2 separate regions of the Homo sapiens genome follow, and region 1 is linked to region 2. The links are chromatin contacts, found by Hi-C in ENCODE. All regions are on one chromosome and are shown on one strand. The core of a region is the stretch at or near the end of the contact, and the rest is flanking DNA. Distances in the headings are between cores, read along the strand shown.

Region 1 (7,409 bases), core at 4,643-7,142, 34 kb after region 2:
CAACCGAAGATAACTTTGAGTATCAATATGATACTCAAATATGTTATTGATGTCTGGGTGGTGATATGTCAATGACAGTGGCTATCAACTGTATTTTATCTATTAAATCTGAATCTAAATGAGAATGTAGGAGAAGGTGAGACTGTATATAGCTTTCGTTTTTAGAAAAAGTATACTTTCCTATATTTCCCAAATTTTCTGTAATGAGCACATATTCATGTTAAAATGAGTAAAAAAATTGTTTTAAAAATAAAAGAAATAATATAAATCTAGCTCTTTCCATCCTCCCTACCCCTTGCAACCCCACTAATGTATTGGAGTCCCTGCCATGTGCCTTGCTTGTTTCTTCTCTGCTTTAATGGGAAAATGTGTATTCAAAGTTACGTACAAATTCTATTAAGTTAAAAAGATTGGAATGTGACTCCCTTTTATGCCATTTAGAATTGTAGAATGCTTCATTGAGAACCCTGGTTATCAGTATGTAATCCTGATAAGAAATTTTGAAGTACTTAAACGGTTAGTTTCTAAATCAATATCACACTTTCATCTTCATTCGCAGGCATCGCCTATGCAGGCAATCAAAGGATGTTGATGGATAAGTGTTTCAGGCAGAATAATGGCCCTCAAAGATGTTGACACCAGAATCTTCAGAACCTTTGCATATGTTACCTAACATGACAAAAGGGACTTTGCTGATGTGATTAAGGTTAAGAACTTTGAGAAGGGAAGATTATCCTGGATTATACAGGTAGGCGCAATCTAATGACGTAAGTCCTTAAAAGCAATGAATATTTCTCAGCTACAGAGAATCAGAGAGGTGGCAGTGTGGACTCTACTGTCACTGACTTTGAAGACAGAGGAATGGAGTCATAAGCCAAGGAATGAAGGCAGCTTCTAGAAGTTGGAAAAGACAAGGAAATGGATTCTTCTCTAGATCTGACAGAAAGGAATGCAACCCTGATGACACTGGTTTTAGTCTAGTGAGACCTGTGTCCAATTTCTGACCTACAAAACTGTAAGATAATAAATGTGCCTTGCTAAGCTATGAGGTTTGTAGTAATTTATTGTACCAGCAATAGAAAACTAACACAATAAGTAAAAACTGCTAACACCTTAGAGTATGCTTATATTTCTCAATGAGATGAGGCTTAAGCAAGCAGTGTTAACAGTAACATCTAAAGCCCAGTTGTTCATTGTTAAGGATGTTAGAAAAGGAGAGACCCAGATCTGAAGTTTACTGACTGTTACAAGAGGAAAGCAGAAAAACAACCCTTATTGGTAGGATCCTGGGACAAGATAACCAAGAGGAACTGGTACAAACATGAACAAAGAGACCTGGGAAAGCTCAATCTTTGTCCTGAACTTTTACCAAGGGAAAATGACTTGACAGTGGTGAAGTAGAGATTTAATTTAAAGTCCTGAATAGAAGTGTTATTCCAGTTTGCTTTTCGATTCTCACATGTCCTTACGATGGGAACTATAGCTGTGTTATATCATAGGTTTATGTATATATACATGTGAAATAAAGCATTTTTAAAAGTAATACTAGCACAGTTGTTAACTTTATTATTAGAAAGATATAAATTTGATGTATTTTGCAGGCTAATGGTGCTAGTGATTTTTTTTCACGAAAAAAAATTTCATAATTGGATTGCATAGAAACTGTGAATTCATGGCATTGGGACCAGAAAAGAGGAAAGAAAAGTGTGAATAAAAAAGGAGTGGAGATAGAGTGGACAGTGGAGCCACAAAATATTCTATGAAATGTCCTTTAGCTGGAAAAAGATTATATTATATAAACTGCTGAAAACACAAGTGTCCAGGCTTTTGCTGTTGATGACATCTCTTCCAGGTGGAGAGCAAGTAGCTAGCTAAAGAATCAAGAATCACCCCCAAACCCAATGGAAGATGAACTTAACTGTGGTTTGAGAGCATGACTTAGAAATCTTTAGAAAGAGTTTTTAATCATTATAAAAATAATACACTTCCATAGCAATAAAAATTCATATAAGGCTGAAGGTATAAAAAGCCTTCCTGCTGCCCACTACCTACTCCCCATTGACCCTTCCAAGTTCAAGGAGAACTTCTTTTGTTTGTGTGTCTTTATCTTTTGGCAGCTAGCTGACCAATGTCACAAGCAGACATTTACCTTTATTATCTGCCTATTTTGGATTGAGGAATTTAGTTCACTAAGAGAAATCCTACCCCACCCTCAATTTTGTTTTTACTTGTCTTTTTATTTTCAGATATTCTATTGGTAACTTTAATAATTTCAGATGATATAGTTAAACATACATATCTTGATTTATTATATGTAGCCAACACTTTAAAGGAGATTACATGAGAAAATTAGTGTTCTTATAGTGTTGTCTGCCCTCAAACAGTCTCTACCTACTTTTTCCATTTTTTTATTTTGTTTTGCACAAGTACATTCTCACCTTTTAAAGATTATCTGCTTTTTAAAGAAAGATCAATGGGAAGGAATCTTGAATATTATGTCTGAAAGTCTGTATTTTACTTTTATAGTCAATTAGAATTTTTCTGCATACAGAACTCTAGATTCAAAATAATTCTCCTGAACTTTGGAAGCCTTCGTTCTTCTTTTTCTAAAATCCGTGGTTGCTGATAAGAAATAGCATGTCAACCTGATTCTCTCTTTTTTGTAAGTAAGTTGGGTTTTATTTGTCAAAATTTGGGAGATCTTCTCTTCAATCTTCATGTTTTAAAGTTTTTTATGTCCTTTTTCTTTCATTCTGTTCAGTACTATATAACCTTTTAGCCTGAAGACTGGTCTTTTGGAAAATCTTTCTTTTATTGTTTCTCAGATAATTCCCCCCTCCATTTTTATTGTCCTTCTCTTCAGGAACTCCTATTAGAACACAGTTGACTGCCCTGATGGGTTTCCTTCTTTCTTCCTTTAAAATTCTTTTTCTTGATTTCCATCGTTCTTTCATTTCAACTTTGTTCCTTCCCCATTCCCCTGAATTATTTCTGAATCCCTTAGAGTTAATTTTTCTGTTGGCTCCTCTTTTATTTTTCTCTTGTACTCTTAATTTTCCTCACATTTCTGATAATCCTTTCTTGTTTAGTCATATTTTTAAGTGAAGGATTAGGTTGGTTAGTATAGGGAGCTGATGTGCATGTCTTTCATCTTCATATAGATCTTTTTCACTAATAGATCGCCTCCTGAATGTGAAGACCAATTATAAGCTTTGTGTTTTGGATGCAATACGTATTCAATGACAGCCTTCACGTTAGACTGCACGATTAAGGAAGATCAGGCAGGTTGGGGCTCCCAGGGCCCAGGTGAGCAGGGTCCTACTCTGGAATACCATCCCCATAATAGATGCCTGAGCTCCATCCATGTTGACAGCCCAATTTACTTAGAGCTCTGTATTCTGACTTCAAATGGCAACAACTCTGCATGAGCAGGGCTGGGGCTTAGCCAACACCAGTTATCCCTTATTTACTCAGGTCTTTAGACAATTACCCCTGTCTTGGGTCTCCTTCCCTAGGTACTCTTCATAGCTGACTTAGAACTGGGAGCCCTTCAGAAATCCTCTCTGAAGATGGCACTCACATCCACTTCAGCCTTTTCTTCACCCTTGCTGATTTGTGCCTATCTCTGGATTATCCATCATTTGGTTTCCAATTGTCTTTTGTTTTCCAAAAATTTATCTAGATCTTTTCTTACTTCATGCCCATACTTCCTTTTATGGGCTGAATTGTGTCCCCTTAAATTCATATGTTGAAGCCCTAGCCCCCAGTACCTCAGAATGTGGCTGTGTTTAAAGAGAAGATCTTTAAAGAGGTAATTAAGGCTAAATGAGGTCATTAGGGTGTACCCTAAGCTCATATAACCAGTGTCCTATAAGAGGGTGAGATTAGGACATAGACGTGTTTAAAGCAAAGACTGTTTAAAGCAAAGACACAGGGGAGAAGATAGTTATCTATAAACCAAGGAGAGAGGCCTCAGAAGGAAACAACCCTACTGATACCTTGATCTTGAACTTCTAGGCTTTAGAATTATAAGCAAATAAATTTCTGTTATTTAAGCCACCCAGCCTGTGGTATAGTACTTCGTCATAGCAAACTAACATGCTTGCCATACTTGGGACTTTTTATATATGAATTTCTTATACTTTACAATAATTCAGTGTGATTTTGGGAGAGGAAGTTAGTACACATGTTCTGTCTTTGATCTTGAACTGGAAGCCCAGAGTAACTTTTGAGTTACTATCTCTGTCTTAGTCCATTCAGGCTGCTATAACAGAATACCATAGCCTGGGTGGCTTATAAACAACAGAAATTTCTCACAGTTCTTGAGGCTAGCAAGTCCAAAATCAAGGCACCAGTAAATTTGGTGTCAGTTCCTGGTGAAGGCCTGCTTCCCAGTTCACAGATGGCTATATTTTCACTGTCTTCTCACATGGCAGAAGGGCAAGAGAGCTCTCTGGAGTCTTTTTCATGAGGGTACTAATTCCATTCATGAGGGCTCTGCCCTCCTGACCTAATCACTTCCCACAGGCCCCACCTCCAAATACCATCACATTGGAAATTAGGTTTCAACACATGAATTTTAGGGAGCACCAATATGCAGTGCATAGCAATTCCTGTGAATGACTGAGTATAGGAAGGTAGATTAGAAGGCCTGGGCTTTGTTTCATTCTCATGGAAAAACACAACCGTGGGTCTCATTTCTTGAATCTTTCCTATGTGCCAGGCCCTGTGCTGTGCTAAAGTCTTTACAAATATCACCTCATTTAATCATCCAAACACCATAGAGGGAGGGTACTTGATGTGGTTTGGCTGTGCCCCCACCCAAATCTCACCTTGAATCGTAATAATCCCCATGTGTCAAGGGCACGACCAGGTGGAGATAATTGAATCATTGGGGCCATTTCCCCCATTCTGTTCTCATGGTAGTAAATAAGTCTCATGAGATCCGATGGTTTTATATATGGAAGTTACCCTGCACAAGCTCTTTTGCCTGCCACCATGTAAGACGTGACCTTGCTCCTCATTAGCCTTCCACCATAATTGTGAGGCCACCCCAGCCATGTGGAACTGTGAGCCAGTTAAACCTCTTTCCTTTATAAATTGCCCAGTCTTGGGTATGTCTTTATTGGCAGCATGAGAACAGACTAATACAGTACTCTTATTACCTCTACTTTGCATGTGAGATAACTGAGCCACAGAAAGGATGAGTAATGCTGACCAATCGGCTGGGTATTTGGATGATTCAGGAAATTCACCCCACATGCATTTTATCAGATTTTAGTAAAACTTTAAATTTTGAAATCTTTGTATTTCTTAACAGTCATTTAGAGGAAGAATTATTTAACTGATATTTGAGGCAGTCTGTCATTGACATCATCCCTACTGCTAAATTAATTGCTAACCTTCCACTGGCTTTAACATTTGGCTTCCTCACTGGGAGCACGAATTGGACAGATTTTCACAGTGCTGCTTTTGATTGACAGCACTGGCTTAATGGTGGGTATAAGTGGAAGGAACTAAGAAATTCTACCTTATCTTTTATTAACTTTAACAATGTCCCATGTGTGAGTATAGCACAATCCCTACTCGGCAGGGAGATGGAACGTACACAGATAACTCTGGAAAGAGAGAGATCCAGTTTGGTTTCTTTTCAGTCTGTTTTATGGTCCTAAAACTACTACAAAAAATAATTAAAGCTTTACTCTACTTTCACAGTTCCTGGACCTTCAGCTTCATTGACTTTTGTCTCTGTTTGTTTCTAATTTTTCGATCCATTGGACATATTCTATCTTCAGTAATAGTTTCACCTTTGAAATTTTAAGAGTCAATTGAAACTCTTCCACTGAATCTTTTCCCCCCCTTTCGACTCATGAAATCCTCTGGCCTTGTGAGGTATCACAGCTGTGACATATCACAACTCTATCTCAGTTGAGCAATTTTCCTGTGGCTTCTCTTCATTCCCATTGCAGTCTGATTCACTTGTGTCATTCTCATAATTTTCTCATATGCTCCCGTAGTTCTTTTCCACCCAAATTATTGTTCCATTCTATGCATCCACAACTTATGCAATCTTTATGATTTTCTTTTTGCATTTGTATACCCATGAATTTTGTTCCTTTAACAGCTATTTATTATCTACTCTGCACCAATCATCAGATGTAGTGGTGAAAAGATGGACAAAATTTCTACTCTCAGCTTACATTTTGGTGATGGGAGATGGACAATCAACCCAGGTCAATGACAGATGCTGGAGCAGAACACATAGACATACAGGTGGGGGCCACTGCTTATCTAGGGTTTCCAGTTTCACTGAGGCCCTCAGCGATACTCATCTATTTATATTGTCTTTGATCTGCATTTTCTCCTGTTCCTTTCAGCAAATACTCTTTACTACTCATGCCATTATCTTGTCCCATCATGTTTAATAATAGCAGATAATCTTTGCTTATACTTCTCTGGTAAAAAGAGGTTATCAGTCATGGACTCCATTAATTTCACAACTCCTCTCCCTCCAGAGGCAATCATTTATATCACCACTTTTCACTCCCTCTTTCTCCCTTCCTGGTCAAGGTGAACCTCTCCACCTAGCTAATTAATCTCATTTATTCTGGTCACAGGACTTTTCATTATCTTTTTTTTCTAATATATCCATTATTTTCAATCCTCCCCATTAGCTTCTTCCTGCTAGCCTAGAAACATAATTTCTCGTGTTCATCCTTTAGTAATAATGGCTATCATTTATAGAACATTGCTCCATGCCACATACCTAGCTCTCATCTAATTTCACCCTCACAACAACCCAGCAAGGCAAGTATTACTATCTCTATTTAACTGAATTGGAAACAGACACAGAAGGAATAGCTACCTTTCCCAAGTTCACATGGCTTTTTAAGTGGTAGAACTGAGGTTCAAATTGAAGTTTGTTTGACCCTAAGCCTGAATTCTTACTACACCTGAATCCTCTGCATTTTGAAAGAACAGCTCTTTCTAGTTGCTGTCTGAGATCTCTCCTTTTCTTTCAGAGGCAAGTTTCTTAAAATTGTGTCTCCATTCCCAACCCTCTTTAATCAGGTTTTGCCCCACGATTCTGTGGTGCTTAGGTCACCATTGGCCTCCCAATTCCTAAATCCAAGGGACACTTTAAGTCTCAATCTTATGTGAACTCTATGTACCACATGGATTTGCTGTCCCTCAGAATTCTTGCCTTCCCTTTGGCTTCCATAATATTGTTCTATGCTGGTTCTCTTATGTGATAACCATGGCCTCTAAGTCTCCTGTCTCTCATCATTCTTTAAGTATTAACAGTCTCTGAGGTTCTTTTCTCAGTGTTCTCTCCCTTCCTCTTTCTTCATTTTTCTCTTTTTGATTTGATATTCAGAAGTCTTCCTGAATAATCTTCATTCCCATTT
Region 2 (6,746 bases), core at 2,216-4,715:
TTTATAAATTACTCAGTCTCGAATATGTCTTTATTAGCAGCATGAGAACAGACTAATACAGCAACTAAATTTGGGGGTGCTTGGTTATGTAGAAATAGACAACTGAAATGCCCCATTTTATAAATGAGAAAATTGAGACACAGAGAAATTAAATAACTTGTCCAAGGCCACATAGCTAGCAAGTGACAAACTCATGTGCTTCATTGTCTAAGCTTTTACTCTCTATGCTACAGGACTTCTCTTGTGCCAATGCCATCTTCTCCAAATGATCTTCCAATTATTCTTTGCTTTCCTCTGAAGACTGCCTGAGGAGAAAAGTGCACTTCTGCATGTATACATTGACATCCTGGTTTACCTACTATTTGTGAGCCTGAGCTCTGGATCCAGTCTCAGCTTTGGCAAAATTCAGCTTTTGAGCAAGCAAAGCTGAAATCCAGACCTTGGAGCTGGGTGGATCAACTCCATCATCAGCACATGCAAGGCTGCACAGTAAGGCTGGCAGCCAGCACCTTCTCTGGCTCATAGGTTGGTGGAGTCTTCAAACAAAAAATCCTTACTGCTATAATATGTATTCATGTATCTCCTTTCTGTTTCTTGAGGTTTATAATTTGTGTTAGTTTTTTTCTTACATTTTTAGTGTCTTTTTATTCTACCTATTTCATTTTCTAACCTCTTCACTCTCACTCCTGAATCCTAAATTAATCACCTTTATTTTTCTCATTTTCTTCCGGAAGCCTCTTCTCTGGTTTCTCCTTTTAAAGCCTCTGGAGTTCTCTCTACATTCATTTGGCAGATGTTACTGGCTAAGTTATTCATTCATGTTAACTGGCCCAGCTGTGTAGGCCTCTTCTTGTTTTGATGTGAATTGGACCGTTTGAATAAATATGTTTTAATTTTGTCATTAAAGAGATTGTATACAATTTGTTTGAAAAGGATGAAATATGGGTGCCTTGTTCTTTTAAAGTACCTAAATGATTTTTTTGTGCACATAGCTTAGTCTTTTGGATTTATGTGTCAATCAATTGACCTCCTTATCTATATTCATCCATCCATCCATCCATCCATCCATCCATCCATCTTCCACTTATTCTTCTATCATGTCTTTTTGGCTATCTAATCTTACCTTCCCTATCTTTAATTGAAAACAACATTGTGGGAATTTAACCCCCCCGCCTTGCTACAATTCTCTTTCTCATGTGTACTTTCTATGTACATATTTCAAATGTGCTGTTGCTTTCCCTGTAACAGTTAGAACATCATTATGTCCCTCTAATTTTAACACAAATTGCTTGTTTTCATTGTTGTCATTTTTGAGAATAAAACATTTAGTCTTGGCCTGTTAAACAGAATTGCCAAAAAATATTTGTATATCTAGTCTTTTTCTCTGAAATAGGCTTAAAAAAATCTACTTCTGTTGATGAATTGAAGCTCTTCTATTTTCTGGAATTTAAATGATTACAAATGATACCCTGTGAGTTCATCCTGATTTCATTAATAACCAGAGTTCTTACCTCGGTATCTGTCTGGGGAGCTGCTCTCATCAATGCCGAGTGAATCCACACCACAAATCTTCCCCTGAAAGCCTTCCTGCTGTCCTCCCTTCACTGACGTGGCTTAGCTTTTCTTATCTTCTGCTGAAGCCTTAATGGAAGACAAAATCGACAGGCTAGCATGTTCTGCTTGGCTTCTTTTCCTGCCCCCTCCTTCTTTGTTCCTTCTCTTCTTTATCCTGCCTCAGTTGTCAGCTTTATTCAGTCTCTCCTGTTTAGACTTCCCATCTGCTGCTGGCAGTGGGTACTGTCTCGGTTTCTGCGGAAATCAGGAGAAAAAGCAATATTTAGTCCATCTCAACTTTCACAGTTATTTTCTTTCTACTATTAGCTTTGAAGTTCCTACTTTCCTACCCTGAGTGTTGACATCTTTTGTTTGGAGCGTATTTGTACTACAGCTTTCTCTCTCCCCCTCTAAGTTAGCTCATATTAACCACAGCATCCAGTCTCATTAGCTTATCTATTGTAAATTATTTTCAACTCCCTACTCTAAACAAAACGGGAGGCCAGTTCATACTTCCTGACTTATATATGTTACAACCTGTATAATAAACTTACTCTATGCAGATACCCATTTCTAACTCTTTCCAGTGAAGTGGCCTATTTAGGACCATTTAAAACTATATTCGAGTCCTATTCGCTTTGCCTTGAGATGGTTGCAGTCACCTTATTTTTTAGTACATGCAACTGGCTTTCCTTGTTTTCTCTTTCAGAATCTCGGAAGTATATTTTTTTAAAAAGAAAAGTATTTTGAAATTATAACACAAAGCTAACTCCATGTCAAAAATATTTGAATAAAAATTCTATTAGAATAAACATATTTGGATTCTGTAAGACTATAATATATAATAGTTGGATCAAGGAGGGTGAATACATTTTGTGGATGTTATCGTGTGGAAGATTATGTTTTACTTTTTTATTCATGGTAAAATTTTAAGGGGAAATAACAACAAATATTTTTCTTTCCCATTTATTTCTAGTAAAAGTTATGTAGCTTTTTTTGTTCCTGATGGAATTCTATAATGACTAAGTCACTGAAACACTTGCATCTCTCTTAGGAGGGACGTGTGGAATTTTTTCACAAAAGAAAGAGCATGTTGTTATAAATGCTTCATGTAACCAGTTTAATACATCACTGAGTAAGAGACACACAGAAAACAATTCCTCTTATTTGGTCCTGGGAGACTGGGCATATGCCTCAGTGTAAAGGTGGGAGGCTTGTGAGTGCTTATTTCCTGGAAGTTGAGAAGCGTCTTTAGTCTACTGTGTTGACAGCAAAGCCAGGATCAACAGATTGTTTTATTAATTTGTTGTAGGTTGAGTTGCTTTTGCCTCTGGGCATTCCTGTGTTCAACTGGGGCTTTTGCCAAAAAAGCCAGAACGCCCTTAATCTCCTCTTTCCTCATGAAACTCACAGCTTTGGTTCGTCACAGATCTTGCAGATCTTGGCGGTGCTCTCCTACTCCCCAGTTTTGTCTCAGCACCATATGGCTTTTGACAAAGTCAGGCCACAGCTTCAACCTAAACAGCTTAACATTATCGAAAGCCCAGCCCACTGAGGAAATAACAGTTCTCGTTTATTTCTGTAAGTCATCTGGCTGGGAGTGGGAAGAGGGTAGGGAAGTCAGTGTGGTGAGGGATGGGGAACATGTGAAAGATGCAAGGAAAATAGGTGGATGTGGGAGTGGGGAGGGGGCAGTTCTAACAGATAAGATGTAGTGGATTCTGAGCAATATTTTCCAAGTCCAAGAAAAATACATTGCTCATATTCATTTTTTCCCCCTAAGGATAATGAACTTTCACCTGGATTTAAAAAGGAGGAGCCAAAGTCTGGTTTCAATTAACATGTTTTACAATATACGGGGGTGTTTTCCATATTGCTTCCGTAGCTTGCAATGGATGCTTAGGACATAACGATGTCTTACATACTCGGCTGTGGGAATGTGATGTCAGAATCCTCAGGGCTGGGGTGTGGGTGGTGTTGTTTGCCTACACTGAGGTTCTGTGTTCCAGACCTCACCCAACTGCATGCTATTTTTGGCTTGCAACCTCCTACCAGGCAAGCCTGATGAATGTCTAACTTCAAGGGAAAAAGAGAAGAGCAAAATGTAAGGAGCTGAATATTTCCCCCCGCCCACATCAAATTTCACTCCACCCTGTAAGACCTGGAGAACCAGAAGCAAGTTTCAAACCTTTCCACTAAGATCCACAGCAAACTGTGACTCCTGAATGAAGATGATTCTAATGGTGGCAAGAAACCAAGAAGGCCAGATGCTTCATTTTCTGGTCTTCTAAGAAAAGACAAATGATGTATCCATCCAGTGTATAATTTCATGAACTAGCAGAACACTTGGCCTTGTGTAAACACTCGGTTCCAAAACCCAGAAGCAAAGAAACCCAGTAGAGAAAACCAGCTTTATTTTTTAAATCCTCTGATGAATTTGAGGTTGGGAAAGGAAAACACACCATAAGAATGACTACTATTGTTCTGGATCATGATTTATCTTCAGTCAGCTTGTGAAAATTAACTAGGCTACTTTCCTGAAGAGCTGAGGAGTGGATCTGAGTTATATAAGCTGCTCATCTAACAGCATAGAAACTGATACACAAAGGAGTTAGCTTTCTTGAGTTCACCTTTAAAAGCTCAGACCTCAAGAAATCTGCACGTCATTCAGCTCAGGCCATGCCTTCTCCCTGCTGGGAAACCTGCTGTGGTTCACTTCCCTCTTGGACTTGGTTGGCCAGACGGTATCTAGCCCTAACCCAGTTTTCTAATCGTACTTCCCACTTTTAACTTTTTCTTTGCTCTCCAAGTTCTTTATATCTAGGCCCCATTGGTTTACTTGCTCTTCTCCCAAGATACCAGGGATTCTTTGGATGCTGAATATTGCTCATATTTTCCTTCTGGAGTTGGAATGTCCTACCCGCCTATCTCAAATATGTGGACACTGACCTTCCCTTTAGGAACCAGATCAAATGTCATGATATCCACAGAGCTTACTCTAGTTAGCCTATTTAGTCTAATGTATAGCACAATGGGTAAGGGAACAGCCTTGGGTTAGCTAGGCCCAGGTTAAGGTTGTTTTTCCTTTCCTGATTATATGACCCTGGCAAGGTACTTGAGCTCTGAGTTTTTCAGCCCCTCCTCTGTAAAAAGAATGATGAATGTAGAACCAATAAATAGGATTAATAAAATTGGGATCAACTCAACAAATATTATTTCATGAATTTAAATTTCAGGGATAAAAAGAAATTTCAAATCATCAAAGAAGATATTTATACATCTATATCTATTAATATCTATCTAAGTATATATTTTGGCCTATTCCAGAGAAAAAATGCTAGACCCAGTAAAATAGTTTGTATCAAGTTCATTCTTCCATTTGTTTGTATATTGATTTAACAACCATTTGTTGGATAGCAAATGTATGCCACGTATATGTTAACATGTATAGTTTATTCTTTCTTAAGGTTTAGTTTGGCAAAGAGTGCCAAATTATGAAAGACCTGGGCCCATGGCTCACATCTGTAATCTCAGCACTTTGAGAGTCTGAGGTGGGATAATTGCTTGAGGCCAGGAGTTCGAGATCAGCCTGGTCAACATAGCTAGACTCCTGTCTCTACAAAAAATAAAATTAGCTGAGTGCAGTGGCATGAGCCTGTAGTCCCAGTTATTCAGGAGGTTAAGGCACAAGGATAACTTAGGTCCAGGAGTTTGAGGTTGCAGTGAGCTGTGATTGTACCATGCACCCCACAGCCTGGGAAACAAGAGTAAAGCCCTGTCTCAAAAGAAAAAATTATGTAAGAGAAGTGTAGGATGTTTAGGAATAACAAAAGGGTGAGCTGAACTATCTTGGGTTCAGGTTTTGGAATTAGCCTCCCCTTGGGCCTTTCTGCTTCTGGTTTTATCCCTTTTATTTATTTATTAATAATAATAATAATAATAATTATTATTATTATTATTTTGAGACAGGGTCTCACTCTGTCAACCAGGATGGAGTGCAGTGGTGCGACCATGGCTCACTGCAGCTTTGACTTCCCAGGCTCAAGCAATCCTCTCATCTCATCCTCCTGAGTAGCTGGGACTACAGGTATGCCTCACCATGCCTGGCTAATTCTTTTAGTTTGTTGTAAAGATGGGGTCTCGCCGTGTTGACCAGGCTAATCTCAAACTCCTGGGCTCAAGTGTTCCTTTCACCTTGACCTCCCAAAGTGCTGGGATTACAGGCGTGAGCCATCACACCCGAACATCTCTTTTATTATTATTATTATTTTAGAATTACATCAAAACCAGAGTGATTATTCTCAATCTACTTATGACAGTTCTCTCCTTCAAATTCTTCCATGATTCCCTGATACTTGTGCAAAGCTGTCTTTGAATGAGACATGACACAGATGTCTCTTCTGGTCTTCTCAGTCAAGTCATCTTTTCTGTTTTTCTCCTCTGGCAAACCCCTCTGGAGAGAATAAATGTCTGCTCTTGGGGGTCTGGAGGTGTAGCTCTAAGCATACCACTGTAAGTTCTAGATTTCATTGAAATCCCTTACAAAGTTATCCAAATGTTGCAACCGTGCCACAGTATCTGAGTTTATTATACAAACGTTGCAATCCACACCACAGTATCTGAGTTTATTTTAATAGAAAAATAAGAGTGTATATTGTCATGCCTGTTGTTAAGTAAACTGTGCTTCTAAGGCTGGAAGAACCTTTTGACATATTTTCTTCCAAGGCTCCAGGTTGAGAGAAGGGAAGGCTTTACAGGATAAAGTTTAAACTCATAAGCATGAGATATGAAAGGTTTCATGCCTTGATCTCTGCTGATACTTCCCAGCATCTTCTGTCTCTTCTTCCCTTCCTCTCATTACCAACCTAAGTACAGCCTGCCTGACTTAGTTGTATGCTGCCCTGCCTTGCTCCTCTTCAAGGTTTCTCGTTGATTATTATGCTGCCTTGAATGTCCTTCGTCTCCTTGACAAATTCCAACTAACCCTACAAGACTCAGACTCCCAGAGGAGAGACTATTTTAGCTTTGCCCAGCATCCTTGGGTAGAGTTAAAAACTTCCTTCTTCATGATCCTATTGCTCACTGCTTTATGTCTATGGTATCACACTTTTATCTTTGATGTAGCCACCTTCTCTATTGAATAGGAAGCCTTTGGAAGCCAGGGACTCTTCATGTCCCGAGTTTCTAGTCTG

Evidence for each region. A loop is a pair of places that touch in the nucleus more often than their neighbours do.
Region 1: a loop to region 2 is called in a map of head of caudate nucleus, with 8 times the contacts of the local background. The contact joins two enhancer-like sites. A Hi-C loop is called at or near these places in 2 of 168 maps with a recorded cell type or tissue (endothelial cell of hepatic sinusoid and head of caudate nucleus).

What each region holds. Positions count from the first base shown.
Region 1 is chr14:58,893,584-58,900,992 of GRCh38, forward strand. LINC01500 (long intergenic non-protein coding RNA 1500) reads left to right here. Exons shown (of 6, transcript NR_110547.1): 2 at 560-748. Among named protein-coding and RNA genes, the nearest start is that of LINC01500, 69 kb to the left of the region's middle. Within about 2 kb of position 5,893, at least 2 of the 41 ENCODE cell types and tissues checked have a DNase peak (open chromatin) inside an H3K27ac peak, as active enhancers do.
Region 2 is chr14:58,862,151-58,868,896 of GRCh38, forward strand. All of the region lies in intron 1 of LINC01500 (long intergenic non-protein coding RNA 1500), which reads left to right. Among named protein-coding and RNA genes, the nearest start is that of LINC01500, 37 kb to the left of the region's middle. Within about 2 kb of position 3,466, at least 3 of the 41 ENCODE cell types and tissues checked have a DNase peak (open chromatin) inside an H3K27ac peak, as active enhancers do.